2 separate regions of the Homo sapiens genome follow, and region 2 is linked to region 1. The links are chromatin contacts, found by Hi-C or POLR2A ChIA-PET in ENCODE. All regions are on one chromosome and are shown on one strand. The core of a region is the stretch at or near the end of the contact, and the rest is flanking DNA. Distances in the headings are between cores, read along the strand shown. Region 1 overlaps ARHGAP32 (Rho GTPase activating protein 32). Region 2 overlaps LOC105369572 (a long non-coding RNA gene).

What was found. A loop is a pair of places that touch in the nucleus more often than their neighbours do. ChIA-PET counts read pairs that join two places held with the same protein, here RNA polymerase II (POLR2A).
Region 2: a map of Caco-2 shows a loop between it and region 1 (6-fold over the local background). The contact joins two enhancer-like sites. A Hi-C loop is called at or near these places in 18 of 168 maps with a recorded cell type or tissue (Caco-2, Calu3, GM23248 and 11 more) and 4 of 37 single-sample maps with no recorded cell type. POLR2A ChIA-PET finds 5 or more read pairs at or near these places in 4 of 52 experiments (OCI-LY7, PC-3, Panc1 and 1 more).

Annotation. Positions count from the first base shown.
Region 1 is chr11:129,113,718-129,117,787 of GRCh38, reverse strand. The region is part of intron 5 of ARHGAP32 (Rho GTPase activating protein 32); the gene reads left to right. Among named protein-coding and RNA genes, the nearest start is that of ARHGAP32, 77 kb to the left of the region's middle. Within about 2 kb of position 1,392, at least 2 of the 41 ENCODE cell types and tissues checked have a DNase peak (open chromatin) inside an H3K27ac peak, as active enhancers do; they include PC-3, where a contact is called at or near this core.
Region 2 is chr11:129,313,161-129,317,520 of GRCh38, reverse strand. All of the region lies in intron 2 of LOC105369572 (a long non-coding RNA gene), which reads left to right. Among named protein-coding and RNA genes, the nearest start is that of BARX2, 61 kb to the left of the region's middle. RefSeq lists a silencer at 1,433-1,727 and an enhancer at 1,336-1,841. Within about 2 kb of position 1,445, at least 9 of the 41 ENCODE cell types and tissues checked have a DNase peak (open chromatin) inside an H3K27ac peak, as active enhancers do; they include PC-3, where a contact is called at or near this core.

The DNA of each region.
Region 1 (4,070 bases), core at 143-2,642:
CCATCTAGTGTGTAGGGGGGGAAAAGGATATGTTTGATTTGTATTTTCTTTATCATCTGGTTATCTGAAGTTATCACTTGATGTGTTTCTTTTTATCCAATTTCATACAAAACATTAAGTTAAATTAACCTGAATGGTAGAGTTCAGGTTTTTGTATAAATAAGGAATAGGAAAAGTATGAATTTAATATCTGTGTCTCGAGCTTTCTATATGCAAGCTGCCTGCAAGGGACTTGAAAATGCTGTCATGGCTTTCTATCATTACATGCATTTCTGCCTTGATGCTGGGAAGGCGGAAAGAAGTAGTAAAGTTTGACCTGAGTGTAGGAATATTGAGGGGTAATAATGCAAACAATTTTAAAAGCCTGAAGTTTCATTTAAAAAGTAGTAATCAGAATTACAATAAAAATACAAGCCAATATTTATTGAATGTTTTGTCTGAGCCAGGCATTATATCAAATACTGTTTCCACATTGTCTCAATTACGCTCCACAACAATTTCAGGTACAGAAATTTAGGTAAAAAGAGTTTAAGAACTTACTCAAGTTCTTAAACCGTTTTGTGGACTGTATTTGAATCAAGGCGGCCTGACACTAGAGCCATTCTGCATGTTCTTTTGTATTGCTAGAAAAGAATAGACTGACTCAACTAATACTTTAACAAAAAGGAGTAAATGATGGTTCTAGAGTATCTCGCATCTTTAATGTAGTTGAAGGTTAAAAAGTATGATACATAATACTGCAGTGTAACCTTAAGTAATTTCCATTGTGATCTTAAGTAAATTCTTAATGTCTCTGGTCGTCAGTTTCCTCATTTGTAAAATAGAAACAAATATATCTATTCTAACTATATCATAAAGTATTATGGGAATTAAATGACATAATAATTGTGCAGTACATTTTAAAGGGCTTTAGAGAAAGGCAGAAGTTCTAGGGAAGCACTTAGGTAAAGTCAAATAATCATCTTTAAAATGTGGGAAGTCATACTTGTCCTGATGACCCAAGGACAGTGTTGTCAGGATTGAGGCAGTGGATACTGACTTCACCTGAGTACTTCCTATCAGTTAAGCCTTCATCATTAATAAAAATAAATTAATGAAAAGGTTATCTCTCCCCATTTTGTTAAGACACTTGCAGTTTGAAAAATTAACTTGTACATATTTTCAGTTTAAAAAAATCTTATACAGAAGTACTGTTACTACATGTGTAATCATTTGAAATAAAACCCATGCTAATTTTATTCTCACCCTGGCCACAAAGTTTAGTTTTCCTCAAAAGAAATAAAAATCTTAGCCTTACTTTTCTGCATGTTCTGCAGTATACTCCCTCTTATACAAGGAAATCATTGTCCTTTCAGGAGAGAATTTGAAATGAAATGTTCAGATAGTGAGTCATCAGTTCCACTGTCATCTAAGTACTGGATTTTCACTGTATCTCGTTTGAGATTATTCAGTCCAAGAATTAGATGTGTAAAAGTGGTTGGACTGTGAAAAAATATATCTATAGTGGAGTCAGCCATAATTTACAGGCAGTTTACTTATAGTATTGTTGAGTCTGAAACTGTGAAGAGTCTGAGATGTTTTCCTACTAGTAAGCTAACAAGTTGGCTTCCCACAACTACAGACACACTACACACATTCTCACTCTCTCTTTCTCTGTCTCTCTGTAGCCTCCCTTTCCCCCAGCAGAAACATCAAGTCTCTGGACCAGAAATTAAGCCCTTGTTTACTTGAAAAGTAACTTATGTTGGTTCCCTAGGCCCTGGTTCTCCATAAAGTGATATGGTGACAACCAGAGATATCCTGTGTTTACAAGTGGGATTTGGTACCACAAGAGAACTCTGCACTTATGAAACTTGAAGCTTATACAGGATAGCTGGCATTCCTGCCCATTCTCCTTTCTCGAGATGGAGAGAGAGAGAGACCTTTGCTCTGAAATGTAAACAAAATCTCTGGGAAAAAGAAGCAAGGATCTGTATTTCACAAACACTCTGGAATGTAAACATGGCTTGGGGGAGAGAGAAAACTTTTATCTCTAGAGGGCTCCATCTTTAGGGTTACTGGGTTAAGTTCAGTCCCTTAGCCCAGGTGCCAGTGCTCTTTGCTTAGAAAGCCCTGACCATGCTGAAATGTGAAAATATGTATGAAGCAGTTTCCTGACAAGTATATGTTCTTGAGTGAGCATCAGTAAGATGAGGGCTGTGATTCTGCTGTCGTGTTATTTGGTCTCATTTTCCATGTATTCTTCATATGATGGGCATCACAGTGAACTGATGGTGATTCTAGTGTTTAAAGATGAGCACATCGGTTACTTTATCAGATACTCAGCTGAGAAAACAGTGCTCTATTCCCATTCTGGGAAGAAAAACTCTTAGGTCTGTTAAGATGCTTGTAGGTCTCTAGCTTTTTCCTGGTAAATCTGAAGGGTAATTTTGCCTTTTATTGATTTTCGCCTTATGTGCTGGAATTAGAACTTATTTCACTTATTAACCATGTAAGATGTAATTCTGCTGTAGAATTATTCTTCCTCTTGGCGTCCTGAACTCAGTAGTTTTAAAGTAGTATTTTCAGTGTCAAATATTAGGAGGTTGAAGGTAGGGTGGGTGGACCACATAATATTATACAACAGAAATCATTTTTTTGTGTCTCCACGTCTGCTACACAGGCTGTGAGGTGAAAGAAAACTTGTTTACAAACCCCATAGGTATGACACATGAAATTGCAGCCATTATAGAACTACAAAAGATGAATAAAAGAAAAGAACTCTTTCCGTGTTCCATTTGCAATCCGTTGATTAGGCTTTGGTGAATGGTTTCTTCTGTGGGTGGGTGGTATATTTTTACCCTGCTCTATGCTACTGATTTCCATTCTCCATATGGAGAAAGAACTTTTCTGAACATTTGAAGACTTGCTGAATAGAGTTGTATTTTTAAAGATCCTAACAACACTAATTGTAATTGGTTTCCATGGTGATAGAAAAGTGAACTCAATACAGGAAAAATAACTCCAAAGATAGATTTGGAAGAAATTTAGAAATGTGGGATTTGGAAATCCTGTTTGCCATTTCTAATAGATGAAGGACTGAAATATTATTAAATTGAGAAGTGAAAATTATTTAAATCACTGAGTTGCTGTCATAAATTTCTACAGGCAAATATAGTTCAGTCCTTCATAGTGTATAGTCTTTGTACATGTAGTTCAGGTACTGCATAAAATACATTAATATTCAGACATGTATAGGGTGTATTAAAACCCACAGTTCTCTTAGGATAGTTTTATTGAATATCTTGTATGTGCTAGCCACCTATGTGAGTACCACTGATGAAGCAGATAATCTTTCCTCAGAGAAAACAAGTAATATACCAATAAGTTTAAGAGAAAAACAATGTTATAAATGTTATAAAAGTGCTTGTAGGTATTCAGTGGTGAGAGAGATTATGTCCTGTGGCATTCAAAAGTCTTCATCTTTATTGAAGATTGAATAGAATTTGGATATGCAGAGATAGAAGTGAAGAACCCTCAGCCAAGGAAAAATAGTACAGACAAAGGTGCTTGTGTTTTCATTGTTCAGCTCCCTCTTATAAGTGAGACCATCAATTGCTTTCTTAGTAAGAACTGAGAAAGTATTGCAGGATTTTGAGAAGGGAGTACCATGATCAATGTGTGATGGAGATGGAGAGAGACCATTTGAAATACTGTTGTAATTATCCAGATGTAAGGGGGCCTAGAACCAGGGAATTAGCAGTGGGGAGTAGGAAAAAAGGGGATGACTGTAAGAGATAAGTGTTAGCAGACATGAGAGACTAAAGAATCAAAGGTGAAAAATGAGACCTTGAGCCTGGAAATGTAAAAAGAGAGCATGTGTGGAAAGGAGGAGAAGTAGCAGAATCTAGGGCGATTAGGTTGGTCAGCTGGGTGAATAGTAGTACAGTTTGTTTTGTGAATTCAGGAGGAGGAGGAGAATATGTGAGGAAAGATGACGAATTCAGTTTTGAAACTAAGCACCATATTTCAGGGAGAAGACAATGTTTGTTTATTCATTAAATACATAGCGATCCCTACTTAAATCTCAG
Region 2 (4,360 bases), core at 196-2,695, 200 kb before region 1:
GTAAGTATCTAAAATGTGGGCAGGGCTTCAGTGGTTTTTTTTTTTTTTTTTTGAGACAGGGTCTCGCTCTGTCACCCAGGCTGGAGTGCAGTGGCGTGATCTCGGCTCACTGCAAGCTCCACCTCCCGGGTTCACGCCCTTCTCCTGCTTCAGCCTCCCGAGTAGCTGGGACTACAGGTGCCTGTCACCCACCTGGCTAATTTTTTTTGTATTTTTAGTAGAGACGGGGTTTCGCCGTGTTAGCCAGGATGGTCTCGATCTCCTGACCTCATGATCTGCCCGCCTCAGCCTCCCAAAGTGCTGGGATTACAGGCGTGAGCCACTGTGCCCAGCCTCAATGTTTCTTCAATGTAGTCCTCAGAGCCCTATAAAATAAGGTTAGTATTGCTTGTATTTTACAGAGGAAGAAACTGAAGCTCGTTAAGCTTAGGTGACTTGTTAACAGCCATGCAGACACTAAGCAGTGGAACTCCACTGCATCACACCAACTCCTGGATCTCCAAGTCACAGTCACTATCTTCAGGAAGCTGAGATGAGACATGGGATAACCACGCCTTATAGACAGATGCAAATGCCCAGCAAGAAGTTCCTAAGTCCTATCCTTCCTCCCCACTCCCATCGCCACAAGCGTCTGGGATTGAAGCTCCCCGTCTTGCTGTGGGTGGAACAGAATAATCAGACTTTCAGAAAAACTTACAGAAAAACTGAAGTGAGACCCCCACCCTCCAAACGTGGCCTCAGGCCTGGAGGTTTAAAGACAGACTCAGGTTTTATTCTGTTACTGCCACCTTCTTAACCCCTGCCCTCAGCTGCTCATGCCCCAGCCTTTCTCTGCCCTTACTCTTCCTTTATCTCCAAGTCTACGTGATTGAAAAATAATCATCCCTGGAAAGGAAAGAAAGGGGTCTCAATGAGACAAGAGAGGGAGGAGGTGAAGGGTGGCTGAGTAAGTGGGGAGGTGGAGGCCCCAGGGGGGAGCTCAGAGGCCTCATTCCCCCGGAAGCCCACCCTAGGCAGAGGGGCCATGGCTCAGGCTGTGCAGGGCAAACAGCAGCATGGCTTCCAGAACCTGTGCTGGGGATTTGCACTGGCAGGTGCCTTCTCCAGGGTCAGGAAATTCTGCAGCTCCAGGGCAAAGGGGATGGAAGCTGGGAAGAGCCTGTGAGTTGAATGCTGGTCCGACCTCTCCCCACTCTCTTCCCCTCAACACAGGAGCCAGAAGCCCAGTGTTGTGGCCCAAATTGCTTTGAAGTCCTGCCCTTTGTCCTCTTCTTCCTGAACAGATCCGTCTTCCTGGGGCAGGACATGCATTCCTCACACCATCCTTTTTGAAGGGGGTGAGGTAAACCTGGCCGAGCCGGTTAGTGCTGGGGTGGAGCCCAGCGACGGCCCTGATCCGGAGCCTCTGTTACCTGGGGCAGCAGAAGCGAATGAGAGGACAGCTGTAAATCATGTCTGGCCTGCTGATGACATTCTCCTCTCTCAGCTAAAGGACTGAGGATGGTCCAGCCCCTTGAGTGACTCTGGGCAGGGCTGCGAGAGGGAGCCCCCTAGCCAGTGCTTGGGGAGGAGGAATTCAGATCCTGGGAAAAACAGCAAGCAGCAGCAGGTGTGGAGTAAGCTGGGAGTGACCCATCTGGGACAACTGCCTAGAATAAACACTATTGTCTGCCACAGGCTTTTCTCTGCCAGCCTGGGCCTGCTGAGCTGACCGTGTTTGAAGGGCCAGTCGTGGGCTAAGCTAGGCAAGCTGAGATCAGTCCTGCAGGAACCTGAGGTCATCACAGGATGTGAAGACAGAGGGCAGGAGCTTGTGGGACCAGGAATGAGCGAGGAGATGGAAAGGAAGTCTCAAGGGAGTGAAGACCCAGGAGGAAGGCTGGAACAAGGCTGGGCAACATTCGTTCTTACCAAAGGCTAACTTCCTGGTGTCATCTTGGATGGTCCAGTTTAAAAGAACAAGACCTGACCAGATACTGCAGAGCCTCTCTCCAGACATCGGGGCTGGCTTCAGTCACACCCACTCTCTTCCACTGTCTTAGCCCCTGGGATGCACACGTTCATGCAGCCACCCCTGCTCCATCTGTCCCTGTGACCCTCTGATTTTCACCCACCTCCTGGTGCTATTCTTCTCTATCACAGGAAACTTGCATCCTTCTATTATTATCTTCACTGTTCAGAAACCCAACAAAATTTTAACCACATGAAAATCCACATTATACCCTCATTCTACCCAAAGTGATGTAATTCACCTTGTCCTTCGGAGATGGGGGGAGACTTACAACCTCATTCTCTCGTCTACCTTTAGACACTGAGCTTTAGGAAACTGTTACCTGGAGGAAAGGCCCATTGTGGAGGGTACCGTGGTGACCCAAAAACAGCCCTGGAGGAAACATGCCATCCAGAGCAGGCTAGGACCCACTGATGGGTGTCCTGGGAAAATGGCCCCACTCCACTCCCCACCCTGGGACCTCTGTGAGGTATTTTAATTCAGGAATGATTAGCACAGATCTCTAGCAAAGCTCTTTCTTGACCACAGCCAGAGTTAGGTAAGAATGCAGCCACAGGGAAGAAGGGAGCAGCAGGCAGAGTCTCTGGCAGCCACCAAATTGAAGCTCTTACTTCTTCTCCTCCAATCGTCTCTCGTGGAACCTAGGCCATCTATTTTCATTTGGGAACAAAGAAAGCAAAAGAAAGGAGGGGGAGGGAGAGGGGAAGGGGGAAGGGGAAGGGAAACGAAGGGGAGGGGGTGGGGGAGGGGGAAGGGGAAGGGGAAGAGGAAGGGGAAAGAGAGGGGGAGGGGAAGGAAAGGAAGGCAGGGAGGGGAGGGGAAGGGGAGGGAAAGGACCGGAAGGAAATTGGGGAAGAATAAAAAGGTGCAAGACAGTGGTCATGGAGCGCCCCCTAACTATAACGTGTCCACATTTTCTCAAGTTGCTGCTTTCATCTGAGAGTTAGACAGTTATAGATGAATGAGGAACAGGGACTAAATACAGCCAAGAAAAAGGAAGTGGAAGGGAGAATCATGGCTGAAGCAGTGGGGGTACATTTCCTTTTACTTATTTCCCAGGCAAAGGCCAATTGGTACAAGTCTCCATGATTGCCTTTTGTTCATGTATTAGGAAATGTGTATTACTTGCTCTGCTGTCCTAGTGTTTCAGGTTTTTATTTGTATTTCTTCACATAATGTGAATAACACATAGGCCAAGAGAGCCTGAATGCATGTTTGTGACTTCCTGGAAGGCAAGGGCCCACCTGCCCAGCCTAATACATTGCACACAAGCAATTAATAAACATTTCCAACTTGAAGACTTTTCATTGCTCCCTGAGCTCCTGTAATTTGGTTCCACAGTAGCCTCTGTTATGACATTCCTTGGCTGCTGCTCAAAATCACCATTGCTGTGTGTAATTGGAAGGCCAGTGACAGAAGGAGTAATAGTTTCCTCATTAAGCCTTGTGGTGTCTCCTCACCTACCGAGGCAGGGTACTTCCAGCACAGGGGTGGCTCCTCTGTTGTTCAGGAACAAGCAACCTCAGAGTTGTTGACAGAAGTTCCAACAGCAGCAGCCTCCTAAAGGCCCCGCGTGCTCATTATTGTACTAAAGTATTGCACTAAAAGGGGAAAACTAAATATGGTGTCTGGTGCCCAAAAAGGCTCTTGGAAAAGTTTTTGCTGCCAGAAATGGGTCTTTCCTTGAGGATAGACTCAGCCAATCAGAGTTTTTTCTGATGATGTAATGCTTTGCAAACAAATTGTATTGGTGGGAAAGCTCTTAGTTAATTGTGAGGTGTAGAGTTTCCACTGTAGCTCAGGAAAAATTGTCTGTGGCTTCATTTAAGTTTCGACTGAATTCCATTGTGCTTCTATTTCCAACCAAGCTGAACTTGTGTCTGACACTTGTTAAAAAATTGGGAATCAAGAAACTTTCTTTTCCTCTGATGTCGAAAGCTGCTGATTCCTTGTCTAAGATGTGTCCGTTTAAAAAACAAAAAACCAAAGCTAGCTGCTGATTAATCAATGTCTGCTATGTGCCGTTGTCATCATCTCACAGCTGTACTTATCGTCAGCAGAGGCCCTAGGAAGCTGACCAGCAGAGCATCAGTACGCAACAGCGGGTAGGAAATGATGCCCCGACAGGTTAGGCTGTAGAAAAAAAGAATCTTTGGGGTGGAAAAGAAGTTAGAGCGCAGGCTACACATGCCTGTGTTTCCATCTGATGAATTCGCATGCACGCGCTTGCCATAAGTCCGCTACGCACAGCCATGCAGCACTAAATATAGCTCAGAGCTTATTTCCCTCCTTCAGAATGTGTCGTCCCCAGCTCTAGAGCTTTTCCTCCCCCAGACAGAGCCCCTGCTG